Regions from separate parts of the Homo sapiens genome. Here region 1 is linked to region 2. Evidence: chromatin loops called from intact Hi-C (ENCODE). Cell type or tissue: gastrocnemius medialis. All regions are shown on one strand. Each heading gives the region's core, and the rest is flanking DNA. Links, peaks and the distances in the headings are about the cores only.

The links. Hi-C counts contacts between places; a loop is a spot of excess contacts. Peaks named below come from ENCODE experiments on the same cell type or tissue, not always from the same donor. Only the 100,000 strongest peaks of a DNase experiment are listed, where the experiment ranks them.
Region 1: a loop joins it to region 2, with 2.2 times the contacts of the local background. A loop is called at or near these places in 1 of 110 quality-filtered maps.

Annotation. Positions count from the first base shown.
Region 1 is chr2:229,571,288-229,578,816 of GRCh38, forward strand. All of the region lies in intron 4 of DNER (delta/notch like EGF repeat containing), which reads right to left. Among named protein-coding and RNA genes, the nearest start is that of DNER, 140 kb to the right of the region's middle. In gastrocnemius medialis, for the core only: no CTCF peak of the experiment used is centred there; no DNase peak of the experiment used is centred there.
Region 2 is chr2:229,484,909-229,492,437 of GRCh38, forward strand. All of the region lies in intron 6 of DNER (delta/notch like EGF repeat containing), which reads right to left. Among named protein-coding and RNA genes, the nearest start is that of PID1, 220 kb to the left of the region's middle. RefSeq lists an enhancer at 1,542-2,043. In gastrocnemius medialis, for the core only: no CTCF peak of the experiment used is centred there; a DNase peak (open chromatin) is centred at 4,263.

The DNA.
Region 1 (7,529 bases), core at 1,720-6,719, 86 kb after region 2:
CACACTCAGAGTTTACCGCCATTGAAATCTACTTGCTGCTAAAATCTCAAACCTTGAAATTCCCTCTAGGATTTGCTTTTCCCCTCCCACTCCCTCTCACCATCTGTCTCCAGCTCCACCTCTCCCTTACTCCTCTTTGGCTGGCTCACTTTCTCCTCCCATGTGCTACACATAGCTCAACACTCGCGTTTACCCAGATTCCTTCTCTCTGCTCCCCACGCCTTCTCTCTCTGTGTGTTCCTTCCTCCCCAGCAGCTTCCATTCTAACCTCCCTACGGAAGACTCCCACCTCTGCACTCAACTTCTACCCCTGGCCTCCCCGTGAATTGGGGTTCTGCACTTTTAACTGCCCACTGAATGCCAAAAACACATCCAAATGCAATGCAGCAGTTCTTTTCAGAAAAGAACCTTTCTTTCTAACTTGGTATATTCCCATTGATGAGACCTCCCCCCCTGAAACCGTGGTGTCTGTCACTCTTGATTCTGCCACCTTGTTTCTCAGTACTTCCCTCACACACAAGCACGTCTAGAGTTGACTTTGACAGTGGTCCTGACACCCATAGGCCTGCTTTTGCTCCCACTTCCACCCACTGGATTCTGGCTCTTCATTTTACCAAAAGCTACTCCATAACACTCCCCATGTTATATCTCCACCACAGCCACCACCAGCACCCCCTCCTCTACTTAAAACCCTGCATCACCACTGCCTACAAGCTAAATACAGATCTCAACACAGCACACACACCCCTTTGCAGTCTGGCTCTTACATCCTATCCCTTTGTTAATTTTCCATAACTTTCCACTACCCTAGCCAAATTGTCCTATTATTTCTAAACAGAGCATTCTCCCTCCCGTGTTGTTACTCACACCGTTCCCCTTTACCCCAAATGCCTTTCCCTCTCATACCTGCTCTTCAGTTCAAGGCCAAGCTCAAGATACACCTCGAGTTCTAAAGCCTTCACTTGCCCCTTGGTGACTACTCTCAACTTGCGATGTGAATTCATGTAGACCCTAAATGGACTGTACAGTTCATCTAATATTGAATAGACACTCCTTGATCTTCCGATTAATCTCTTGATGTGCCACATCATCTCAAAATCATTAACGTCTAACTAGAGTAACAATTACATGTTACATGAATGTTAGCAATTGCCCCTTACTTCAGCTTGAAAGGGAGAAAGGCCAGCTTGCTGGGTCATCTCCCAGTCAAATTCTTTGCAGTGGAGAATCCAAGTAAGGAAGGAAATAGAAGAACTAAAAACAAACAGAGAGGCTACAGTGACATATAAAGCACTGTGCTAAAGGAACAGGACAAGAAGAGAAAGGAAAGGAAAGCCTCAAAGGCTGAGACATTGGGAAGCAGACCTTGATAGTGGGAGAGAGAATTTAAGAAAGCAGGTGCCAAACACATGGAGACTATTAAGAGAAGAGAAAGGACAAGATAAGATGGATGCAGTTTTTTGCTGCACGACAGGAATGCATTTTTTCCACTCTTATTCATAATCCCTCAAAAAGATGAGTAAACATATACAGTGTTTTAATTTTTGGTTACTTGAATGTGACTTTATGAACAAGACTAGGACATGAGACAACAAGATTTATCTGAGTTACATAATGAGTATAACTTGTTTGTTTGGAGGCTAAAATCTCTTAAAGTCAGGGATTGGGACCTGGTATTTCTTTGTATTCCCAGTCCTGGGAACAGTGTCCTACATGTAGTCATTAATCCATAAATGTTAGTTGATGATAAACAAGGATGCAGATAAATGAGCAGATGACGTGATCCCTGTTTTTTATCATGGAATGTTCCAGAGGCTGTCATCTGTTATTAGCGATGCAGCCAAACAGCATTTGTCATGTATTTATTTAAGGAGATTATCCATTTGTCTACCAAGCAAATATAACTTTTGTAGGTCAAACTCACAATTACGGCATTAAAACAGGACAACCATGTGAGGATTGCTTGTGAAGAATGCACGTGAATACCAAAAATATCATGGCATTCAAAACCCAAATGTCAGAGAGAGCATTTGAGATGAGAAAGCAAGACAGCATTTTCAAAATGCAATCCCAATTATTTATATTCTTCAAAAACTAGACAATTTTCTTCTGCTGACATGTTCGACTCTGGTCCATTTTCTTGATGCTCTGAGTTTTATACCCAAGACCTTTGTGAGAAACAATTAAAACTACCATGATTTCATGTCAAAAGTAAATGATCATCTCTAACACCTCTCTGATGGGTTTTCAAAACATTTGCATTTTCTGAAAAATCCTTCCTTCCATTCTCATGCACTCATTCTGACCTCGTAAAAAGTCTATGATAAAAGGTACTTAAATATCTACCTTCAGGAGATTGTAGTGGAAAAGCAAAAGGATCACAGAGAAGGAAATGGAAATGAAATCAGGAATTGTGATCTTCTGGAATATGACTGTTCTCTGCATAACATTAAATGAGAGGAATGTCACTAGAACTTGGCAATGTGATAGCGTCCATGAAAGACCATGAAAGCAGCAACCCCCTGTTTATTTCCTAACCTTCCTGGCCATTCCACATTGACTGTGATGTGCAAATGTAGTAATACAATGAAACCACTACATTTACCATTACTCCAATGTATAAATGCAATATTGTGATGAAACCACTTAAATATCTTCTGCTTAAGGAGATTTGCACTGTCCTTTTTCTGAAAACTGTTAATGATCACTGTTTTTTCCTTGAGGAGATCCCTAAAAGTCTCAGATTCTTAAGGACGTTGCTAAAAAGTACACGTAAATTTCAAGTTGAATGCCACCTGAAGGTTGATGGAAGTGGAGCAACACAGAATTCTGAAGATAAACTGGCTGTCCTGAGCGAAAACTGGAAGAAAGTTAAAGACAACTGGATAATGTGTATCAAATGTGCCATTAAAATATACAAACCCTTTGATCCAGTAAATTCCATATCTGGGAATTTAACCCAAATAAATCATCCGAGAAGACACAAAGATGTGGTTATACCAACATTTGAAATTCTGCCCAAAGAAGCAGAAAAAAGGAAGAAAGAAAGGAAGGAACGAATTGTGTAACGATAGCCTATTGATAATAAATTATAGTACATTGATTCAATGGAACCCTATACCACCACAAAGAAAACTGTTAGAGATTTATATTTATTAACATAAAAGATTGTCAGTGAAACATTAAATGAAAAAAGCAAATAACCAGACAGTAAATGAATGTATTCTTCTTTCCAAAAACAGTGTATGTCTATATACATGCACTGTCATGCAAAGAAAAGGAAATATCACAAAATGTAAACACTGGTTGTCAGTAGAGGGGCGGGTTATAGGAGAAGAAACCAGTTTTTCTTATCTTTCTTGTATATATTAATTTCATAATAAATAGACAATAGAGTCTTTTTCATTCTTCAAAAGAAAATAAATTACCTTGTTGAGAGAAACGCATACTTCTGGAAGTTTGCATATTTTGTCCTGAGAAATTCTCTCTCTTTCCTGCTCTCCTTCTCTTTCTTCCTCTCTCCAAAGAAAGAGAAGAGATGCTACAAAGGAGCAGAAATTTGGCTATAAAAAAAGGCAATTTAAAAAATTACTTTCTTAGTTGAAATTTGCACTGACAGAAGCTAAGAAAAGCTTTTGACCGTAAGCTGGCAAAGCCCCGAGAAAGTTTGTCTCTAAGTTAAAAGAAAAAGGGAAAGTTTTAAAGAAATATTTAATCGAATTCCACAGACAAGATTTCGGTTAAAATTCATTATTATTAAGGGATAAAGTATTTCTTTCTAGAATTAAGAAGAAATGCTTTAAAATATAAAAATAACTTATTATGTAATTTTCATAAATTAACCTGTAAATAAAATGCACTAGCTTTATTTTTTTTAAATAGAGTGTTGATGGGGAGAGAGAGAAAATGAGGCAGAATGAGGAAGGAGAGAAAAGGAGAATTTATGGCTTTGAAGTCATATCTTCAGTTTGCTTCTCAAAACCAGGCAATCCCCCACGTAATGGATCAGGCCCAAATTGTAGAATATCTGCAACTGCTCTGTTCTATTAAATTTTGAAACTGATGCTCAAAAACTGCAGAAGCATCTTAGTAACTCATGACAGTGCCCTTCCACATGGACTCAGACTGGCTTTACCCTACTGAGGGTTGTCCTTTACTTCTTGATAAATTCCTAGAATTTGCATAACTTTTAGTGCTCAAAGAAATTGGCTGAGAGCATTGTGAAAGAGTCTCCTGAGGAGCTACCAGGTCCATTGGGGGGACCAGGGATCTTCCTTTCTAACCAACCTGATTTCAGGGACAGTCTTGGTAGGAAGAGAAACATCTCATCCATCTTTGATCACCTGCTCCAACACCACCGCAGCCTGGGAAGCCCATCCCAGCAGGGCCAATGGACCTTAGACTGCCAGCTCCAGGGACAGACGTATCCAGAATGGAATGCTCGGGGTATCACCACAATCAACAGGTACCAATAAGTAAATCATGCTGACCATGACAATATTTAGGATTAGGGCATATAGAAATAGGGCATGGAGTTCAGGCCAACTAATTTTTTTAAATCCTAAAATCCATTAAGTAATAGAAGATCAAAAAGAATAATCTTGATTGCTGACAATATTAATATGAGGTCTCAATTTAAGTAAAACTCAAATTTCATAGAAATCTTTGAACTAAGCAAATGTGAGCTATAAGAATTTGATGTAAATTATGCCATTCAGGGAAGCTTTATATTTCCTCTGCTTTTGTTCTTTTCAAACTATTGCATTGGAACATTCCAATGGTTCTCCCCGCTACACTCCCTACCCCCACCATTGCAGTGAGTTCAGCAGAACTTACTCAATTGTGGTTTTAAAATGACCATGAAAAGGTGAAATATTTGCATTTTTTTTAAATCTTAAGTTTTCAGTGAAAGATGTTAATGATTCTATAGATGATATCTTTTCCAAACTTTCTTCAACTGTTTTACCCCTGGCCCCCAGAGCAGGGTATCTTAGAGGACAAAATGTAACATTCCCAAAAGAATGATGAAAGTTTCTCTCTCTTTTTTTTTTTTTTTTTTTGGCATTTGATACTCTAAAATACTTTTAATATAATAAAAAGGGGGAATGAGGATTTAAATGTCACAGAGGTAGATTGTGAAAACCTACAAATAATTCTTAAGGTTGACATTTTGCAGCTGGGAATTTTCTTCACATGGCATTAGGAAATGGCAGAATAACTTTTACATAGGAACAAAATTTAACCAGTCAAGTGACGAACATGTGGTCATCATGGTTGCAAGGAGCTATGGCATGGTCCAATCTCTCTAGAAGTTTACAGTTTAATTAAACATATAAAATCATCATGCCAGAAAAGGTTTGTGGGGGGGAACGGAGAACATTCTGATGCTACTTTGTGTGATACTGGCTGTCAATGTGATTAGCAGAAAGTAATGTGAGACACATGACTGGTAAAGCAAAGATTTTATAAAAGAAGGGGAAGGGAATCAGAGTGGAGAGAAATGACGCCAGCTACACGGAGAAGAACCAGTGGGAAACCTGCAGAGCTGAGTTAGGTGAACAGCTAGGAAGGCTGCCCAGCAAGCCAAACCACAGGGTTCAGAGGCAGGAAAGACACAGCCCCAATCTGAGCTGGCCTTGGTATCTAAGAAGAGGGCATGGTCCAAGGCAGAACTAATGGGACTATCATGAAATCAGGGTCCAGACCACGGAGAAGGGGACCTACCACAGATGAAGCAGCTGGTCAGGGTAAGGGTCGTGAAGCTGGGACTGTGGGCAGTGGGACTTTATGCCTAAGGAAATCAGGTTTTGCTCCAGGAAGCTGGAGGAAGCTTAGTGTCTATGCATTTAGAGGAGAATATTCCAGTTCAATGTACAACCAAGGGGCCAGGGACCCCAGGAAAATTGATTTGAATGGTAAGATGTACATGGGAACTCCCTCCACCAATAAAAGCTAATAAAGTACTGCAGGCTTGTTTGAGAATGGATCAGAGACTAGAGGCTTCATGTAACTGGGTAGGTCTGGAGAATGCAGGGCCTGACATTATGAGAATGAAAGGGGCAGTTATAGAAAATGGGCAGTTCTAGAAGTGTGGATAGGCTGGGCGCAGTGGCTCATGCCTGTAATTCCAGCACTTTGGGAGGCTGAGGCAGGAGGAATATTTGAGGTCAGGACGCCATCTCTACTAAAGATACAAAATTAGCTGGGCGTGGTGGTGGGAGCCTGTAACCCCAGCTACTCAGGAGGCTGAGGCAGGAGAATCACTTGAGCCCGGGAGGCAGAGGCTGCAGTGAGCAGAGATCGTGCCATTGCACTCCAGCATGGGCAACAAAGAGAGACTCTGTCTCAAAAAAAAAACAAAGAAGTGTGGATAAAGCAGATATGCCCTGCCTGAGTTTTCTGATCCAAAGGAGAATATTCCAGGAAGAATAACTTCTTTGAATATTCCAGGGTGCCAGTGTGCTAGTAAGAATTTACATTCAGTAAAGATGGATTACAAAAGATGAGTTAACACATTTTAAAGAATCAACCCAGCTTCACTGCATCAGAGCTGGGAAACAAAGATCCTTAAAAATATATAATCAATAAAGATATTACCAAGTTAAAGAATATTCCAAAAATTTAAGTGTCCTGCCAACTATCTTATTTCTTTATATCTTAACTTACTCTATAAGATCTGAGAGGCTCATAGAAATACATAAGATTAAAGAGTGAAATTCAACTTAAGTGAATATTAGAGGCAGGGAAAATATCACCTAAAGTCAGAGTGTACAGAAAAGAGACACGCAGACCCTCAGCTCTTCACAGTACCAAGAGGTGAATTTCCAGTTTGGTTCTGCATCTCCCCGTGGGCTTTTCTGACAAGAGAAAAACGTATGCTAAGCATCTTTCACTTCCTATGGGAGTCCTTTCTTCTGGCATGTCCTGGTCGGTCGCTCGCCCTGTCTCCTCCCATCTCGTCCCTATCACCCTGAGTCTTCCACAGGGAGCCAGGTCCCAGCTGCTCCACATGGCCAGGAAGCAGTCACAGGAGCTGGTAGTCAGACAGTAACAAAATGGAACAGGAGGGCAGCTAGGGAGTGGCAGGATCTGGCCTTTTTATCTCTGGATTCCTTTTAATTCCTGAGCAGGAAACAAAAGGATTCGTCAAGAAATGGCTGAGACAAAGGAATACACATCTAGAGACTTGATGCCTGAATAGCTAAAATAGACACACACAGAAAATTAACACTGGCCACTATGCCTGGCTTCAGGAAGCCCTCCAGCCAAGCTGAGATGTTAGCAACATCCCCCACCCCTACTTTTCTACTGGAACTTTTCCCCCTTTCAATACTGCCAGCAGCCCTCACCCCAGCTAATACAGCCCCAGTGGTGCCCCCTGCCTTCAGGAAGACTTTCTCCAAAATCACTCTCTCTGTCAAATTTACAGAATGAGGTACCCCAGCTCCAGTTGCTTTTGAAACTTTCATTTTAAAGGACAAGGCTTATAGGAATAGTTTACCCAGAAGGGAGGGAAGCAGAGTTCAAGA
Region 2 (7,529 bases), core at 1,696-6,695:
TTCAGAACATTTTTTAAAAATCAGCATTCTCAGGAATATTTATAATCCCTAGCAAATTCAAAGCCGTTGTAAAATACATTGACCCAAAACCCTAAGAACCTGAGGAATTTATAATTGGGATATTCTATGAATAAGTAAAATAATTCATTCAAAAACAGATGACTATTGAAAATACTGACCTCTCCTTTCAGGGAATTGCAGAGATTTTATTGTTTCTTTGAAGAACACTGCAGTACAACAAAGATAGAAGAAAAGTTGTGACTCAGGGTACATGGTAAGGATGCCCTTTGAGGACATATGGCACAGCCGGGAAAGCCCTCAACTCAGGCTTCGTGCTTTTAAAGGGTCTGACCGTGAGCAATGATGTTAGGTGAAATACAGTCCCTGACATAGGAAGCAAAGCCTGGCAGTGAGTAAATTCTTAAAAAGGCAAAAGGCAGAAAGTGACCAGACACTTGAAGGAAATGCATCCATTTCATCAGTGGGTGTTCACAGATTACATTTGGTCTAATATAGGCTTGGAGTGTTTGATTTTATACTATTTTGTATTTAAGTATAAAATATAATTTAAAATGTATTCATATCTAGAGAGAGAAGAGTGGCTAAGTTTGCCTGTGAATCTCAGAACAGCATACCATCTGAGTGATATCTTTTGATTTCCAACATAACAAAAAATCCCCCCACCAACCCATATATCATTATCGACACCACCATTTCCCTTCAAATGAAGAAAACCTTCCAGAGGTCAATGGTAAATTACATGAGGTGTAAGCGAAGTTAGCTAAATGAGTCAGATTATGAAGAAGAAGGGCGATCAATCAGTTGTGGGCATTTTTAAAAAAACATTCTCCTTCCCTGCACAGTTGTTTTTGTGTATGATGTTTACTTCATGATTTCTCTACTGAAATAATAAAAAAAAAAATTCTCCTGTGTTGCTTTGGCTCTCTAAGGCAGAGTCTAATTGTTTCTTTGGAGAGCTGTTCTGAAGGCTCCCATGGTGGCAATTGCGACGAGAGCTATTTTTAACGCTCCTGGTCTTTTAATAGTCTGGCCTGTGCAGTGAGGTGAGGCTGCTGAATTTGGGCTGAATGCTGATGCTACCAAGAGAACCCACCAGTCTCAGCTCTCACCCTGGGGGGATCTGAGCAGCTGGTATCAGGGCCTCAGCCGTGTCTGCTAAGATGCAGTGCCTAATATTAGCACTCTGAGGCAAGAAGTAAACCGGGGGAATAAATAGTGCACCATCAAGACGTTCAGTCTCAGAGGCATCCTATTTTAAAGTCGGAAGGCAGACATTATTGCACAGAAAAAAACTAGTAAGATTCGCTGGCAGGAGAAACACAAACACATCTGGACAAACACAAACAGGATTTAAAAACCAAAGGCAAAGAAAGGAAGATACATGAAGCCCATCTATGAAAGACAATAAGTAAAATATAATTAAATTGGAATATGCAAAAAAAAAAGCTTGACAGAAAGCTGACATTCAGCAGAATTAGAAAAATTAATCTCAACATTGGGGAAAAAAGTAACCACATCTAACAAGTAAATAGACAAGAGGCACAGTGGGAAGGACAGTGGCTTGGGGAGTGGAAGGTCTGGGATGGTGATACAACAATCAGCTGAGAGAGCTCATTAAGAGGTTGACTTTTACCTTCATTTCCCTCATGGAGGAATTAAAGATTATGATTATAATGACTTCAAGCAGCAGGTACCATTTCTATGGAGTGTACCCTTTAATCCACAAGAGCTTGCACCATGCTTGGCATGTCCTAGGTGGCTCAATATTTTTTGAGTGAAATTTATGGATTTTAAAACTGCAAAGCAATATGCCAATATTTTTGGATCTCTCAGTTTTTATACAGGCAATTTAGAGCAGTGGTTCTCAAAATGTGTTTCCCAGATCAGCAGCATCAGCCCTGCCTGGGAACTCGTTACAAATGCAAATTGACCATCATTGTCACAGACTTACTGAAGGAGAAACTCTGGGGGTGGGGCCTGGCAACTGAGGTTTAAGAAGTCCTACAGGTGATACTAATACAAGGTACATGCTAGAGTTTGAAAACCACCATCTGGAAAATTAGAAGCAAGCAATCTTTTAACATCAAATATTAATATTATTCATTTCCGAATTACACATATAACGCAAATTACAGAGGACAAAAATCAGAGGCCAATGGGTGAAAGTCAAATATTATATGACATCAAAAAGCCTTTAGTGATTGCACTGTTGACATGGTTTTCTTCTTTTTCTGAGTGGGAGGTCTTGGGCTCAATTATTGCAACTGTCATTGCATTCTTCACACATCTACTTCCCTATTCTTTAAGGGCAGGTATTGATTACTTTTATGCCAGCCTCTAGCACAGAGCCAGGGACACTATAAATACTCATTATATAGTAAACTAATAACTGCATAAGCACCATGCATCACTCTCTCTAATATAATTCCTTTTATTCAATTTCTCTAGCTCTCAAATAATAAAGTGCAATATTGATACAGTCCATCTATATCTTTTAATCTGATGATTCCGAAGAGGAAGATAATTCAATACTTAGAATTCAATACCTCAAAGGGGAAGATATTTCATTAAGTATGTCCTGATGACTACTCCTGAGAAGTTGAAATCAAAAGAAAGAAAACATTAGATTAATTAAGGTGTTACACCATGAGACAGACAAGTTAGGGGATTGACTTAAACTACATAAAAATTTATATAACTATATTTATTAGTTGAGTTTTAAGTTTTTGTAGTAAATCAAACTCTAAAGAAGGTATTCATTCACTCTTCAGAAAGAATTTTTTGTGAGTGAAAATTCACATTTGGGGAATCTAAAAGAAGTTCAGGAACAGTTCTTACCTTCAGGGAGCTTAGGCTCCAGATGAGGAGGTAAGACACATTCCCATGAAACAGCATACTGAGTAAATGAGCAGGAGAATGGTCCCAAGGCAGGCACATGTGCATGGCAGTGCCCAGGCTAGCCTCACTGATGTGCCGGGGAAACAAGGCTAGGCTAGGGCCCCCAATCCACAAACCAAAGAGTTGGGGTCACTGACATGGCATCTTCAAAGGTTTCTGCACAGAGTAGAGGCATGGTAACGATGTGTTGTATATTGATCTCTTCCTGTAACCACTCACCGCCATTTCAGGGGAGCACTTAAGGTCTCTCCTCCCTTCTCCCTGGGAGCAAGTGTTCTGGTCTGGACGAAATGAGAGAACTCCAAGAGGGATGTCGAAACTGGGTGTGGGATGGGGAGTGGGCAATGCCCTTGCAGAAGAAATCAGAAGAATGAAAGCTCCAATCTTTCTCATCTTTCATCCTCTTACTAGTGTTTAGAGGCTACAAAGAAGTGCCCTTGATGGCTTACCGATTCTGTGCCAGTGTGTGTGGATGTGGATGTGGGGATAGATGTTTGTGTATGCATGTCTGCGTGCATGTGTGCACTCTGTGTATATTACATTTGTATATGTGTGTACATGTTTTGTGTTTGTGTATGTGTTATGTGCATGTGTGTATACATGTGTGTGCATGTGTTGCATATGCATGTATATGAGTGCACATGTGTGTTGTGTGTGCATTTGTGTGTTCTTGCGTGTGTGTTTTCTTTTACAAGGTCAAGATCATCATTCCATTTTATAGATAAGAGAACTTGGGCTCAGAGGAGCTAAGTAAAGTTGGTGAGTGGAATTCAACCCAGGACTGCAGACTCTAACCCTACGTCCCTCTCTTTCCTCATATGTGTTCCTTCTTTCCTTTTGATGAAGTTCATTTGAAAAGACTGTGAGGGCCAACCAAGGCCAGCCCTGAGGCCAGACACAGTGGGCAGGAAGTGGCCCATTCAGGCCTGGCTTTCCTGTGATCTTTGCTCCAACCTGGCTCCCCTGAGCAGGAGATGCAGAAAGAGCTGAAGCCAAATCTCTGGCCAAGAAAGTGGTGATTGGACTCTGTGCAGGGCTTGACAATCACAACAATATCAACAGCTGACATTTGTTGAGGGCTTACTATGCACCAGGTCACTTTCCAAGCACACTACCTATATCATCTTATTTAATCTTCACAGTCATTGGATTGTGGCACATTGAATACCGTCACCCATGCCCAATTTACAGATAGACAGCTGAGACCCAGGAAGATTAAGTAACTTCCCCAAGCTCACACAATAAATGAGTAGTGGAAGCAGGCGCTGCACTTGGGCAATCTGGCCTCCCGGCCCAGCTGGGCTTTGCGGTCAGCCAGGCCCTGGCTTCGTAAGTATCACATCGGCAGCTGTGAGTAAGGCAGCATGGCCTGCGGGGAGGGTGCAATCACCCAGGCGGCAGATGCCAACAGCTTGAATCAGGGCATTGGTAATGGAAGAGGAAGAGCCAGGGCAGATGGAGAGTCATCATAAATAAAGGAAACTTGGTGGCACTCCAAAGATAACTGAGATGAGGGCGGCGAGCATAATGGCCGAGCTTCCAGCCCAAGTGAGGAGGGAGATGATGGCACCACTGATAGAAACTAGGGATGCATGAGAAAGCCAGACTGCAATCAAGTGTGGGATCAAAAGGAGGCAGAGAGAGGCCGGCAACATGACTGGGTGGGTGTGGGGGGCGCGGACAGAGGGAAGGAAGGTGGTGAGGAGGAGGGGGAGGAAGAGGAAGGGGAGGAGGGGAGGAGGAGTCGGCAGACACATTGCTGCCTGGTGCAGGCAAAGTGCTGAGGTGAAAGGCTGGGCTAGAAGGGGTCTGGAAGCCATCCACCTTGAGGTGATGGCTCAGAAGGAGCCATTGCTACCCAAGGCAGAGGAGAGCAGCTGAAGAGGGAGGGGAGGAAGAAGAGGGTGGGAGAGGTCTCAGGAGAGCAGGCACAGTGCAGTGCTCTGGAAGCCAGGTGAGAAGGCTTCTGAAAAATGATCAACTTCAGCAGGATAAGGATGAGGAAGGAGCCCTCGAAATCAGTGAGAAGGGCACCACTGATGACCTTGGAGAAGCACTCTTATGATACAGAGAGAAAAGCAGCATGAGGGAGTGGGTAGAAAATTATGAGTTGAAGATGGACCAATATGTTGCAGTAACGAGGAAGAGAGAGTGGAAGAGAAAGAAGGGGAGATCAAAGTGGAGGACAAGAGGGAAGAGGAGGAGAGGAGGAAGAGACAAAGGAGGAGGAGAAAGCGGAGGAAGTGGACATATGGAAGGAGCAGCAAGGAATTTCCAAATTACTGCTTGTTTGCAGGACTGGTTTTAAGATAGAGAAGGCCAGAGAATCCTTGTGAACAAGAAGCCAGGAAAGAAGCAGGGAGGGACAGGGAATATAGCAGAAAGAGGGAGACAAGGTTAGAAGCACATGATCCTGGAGGAAAATTGAAGAGGGAGTACATCAGGCTAAGTGTCTTAGTGTCTTGGCAGCATTATTCACAATAGCCAAAAGATGGAAATACTCCAAGTGTCTGTCAGCGCATAAAGGGATAAACAAAATGTGGTACATCCATACAATGGAATATTATTCAGGCATAAAAAGGAATGCAGTTATACCTGGTATAACCTGAATGAACCTTGAAAACCTGCTAAATTAAAGACACCAGCCACAAAACTACACATCATATACTTGGACTTATCTCTAAAATGTCCAGAATAAATAAATCTATGGAGACAGAATGTAGATGAGTGGTTGCCTAGAGCTGGGGGGTGGGGAGGATGGTAGGGCCACAGAGTGATAGCTAAAGGGTAGAGGGCCTCTTTCAGGGGTGATAAAATGCCCTAAAGCTGATTATGGTGATGACTGCACAACTCTATGAATATACTAAAAAGCACTGAATTGTAAACTTGCTGGTATGTGGATTGTATCTCAATAAAGCTGTTATTTAAAAAAACAAACAAACTTTGGAGTCATTCACAACTCTCCACTTCCACTCACACCTCAGCACACCAGGAAGTGTTATCAGCTGTACCTTCAAAGACATCCCAAATCCAAAACGTCTCACTACTTCCAGCACCACAGTGGTCAAGCTGTCCTTATCTCTAGCCTGATAAATGCACATATTTTAAAAATAGCCTCCTAACTGGTTTTCCAATTTGTCCTCCCTATGTTTATTCTGCCCCAGACTCCACAGTGATCCTTTTAAGTGGAAAGTCCAATGGCTCAGCCCAGTTCATGCCCTCAGTGGCTTCCTGTCACTCTCAGAATGAGCTCCCTGTCCTTCCTTCCTGGCCAGGTCCAGGTTCCTTCTCAGCTTGCTCAGGTCTCATCATAGGTTCTCTCGGGCACTGTGCTCCGGCTCTTCAAACACGCTGGGCATATTCCTGCATCATGACCTTTGCACATTATCTTGGTCCATTCAGGCTGCTAGAGCAAAATACCTGACACTAGGAAATTTACGAGGTGCATGCAGATTCAGTGTTTGGTGAGGGCCCATTCCTCATAGACGGCACCTTCGAGATGCCCTCACATGGCAGAAAAAGAAGGCAGCTCTCTGGGCCCTCTTTCATGAGGGTACTAATCCCATTCATCAGGTGAAGCTCTCATGACCCAATCACCTCCCAAAGGCTCCACCTTCTAATACCAACACCTTGGTGATTAGGTTTCAACACAGGAATTTTAGGGAAACGCAAACACAGATCATAGCACTTGTGCATAGCATATAACTATTTCCTCTGCCTGCAATCCTATTCCCCTGATAGTCACACTGTTTACAAGCTCATTTTATTCAGTCTCTTCACAAACATTTCCCCTTCTAGGAGGCTTTACCTAGTCAACCTATCTGCAATCCTATTCCCATTTTTCTTCATCCCTTTACCCTGTTTTATTTTTTCTTCACAGCACCTATCACTCCTTGATGTCTGACAGCCTTCCTTCACTCCACATCTACTTTCTCCTTCCCCTGTAGTTCAAACTGATACTGTCTTTGATGGTAAAATCCCATCTCAATTCCTGGCTTCTGCTGAGATGGCTGATTAAATCCATGAATCACATCCATGATCTCTTACCAAATGGTTGCTCAGCCATAACCTTAAGTATTCTCTTCAGAACAACTTCCCCATTTTTCCCATTTTTGCCATGATTACACACACACACACACACACACACACAGACACACAGACACACAAACACACTACATATATGCAAACATACACACGCATACACTGTATACACAAATGCATATGCATATTGTCTAGTCATCTTCCTCACTGAAATATGACTTCCACGAGCACAGGGACTTTGCTTCATTCTCAATTGTATTCTCAGCACCCAGAAAAATCCCTGGCACATAGTACACATTCAGTAAATAATTATTGAATGAATAAGCCTTACTACAACTCCTTATGTTAAAGATGAGGAAACCAGAAGGAGTTAAGAAAGGTTAGGAGGATCACACAAGGTCACACAACCAGTAGGTAGAAGTGGTTAGCTTGAAGCCCTGACGTACCATGTCTCACTAGCTTTGTTTTGTTATTCTGAGCCCCAAGGGGTGCAATGTCTGGTCCTGAGAAGGGATGAATGACACAGGGGCAATACATTCATAGACCATTAGAAATGCCCATACCTTCCA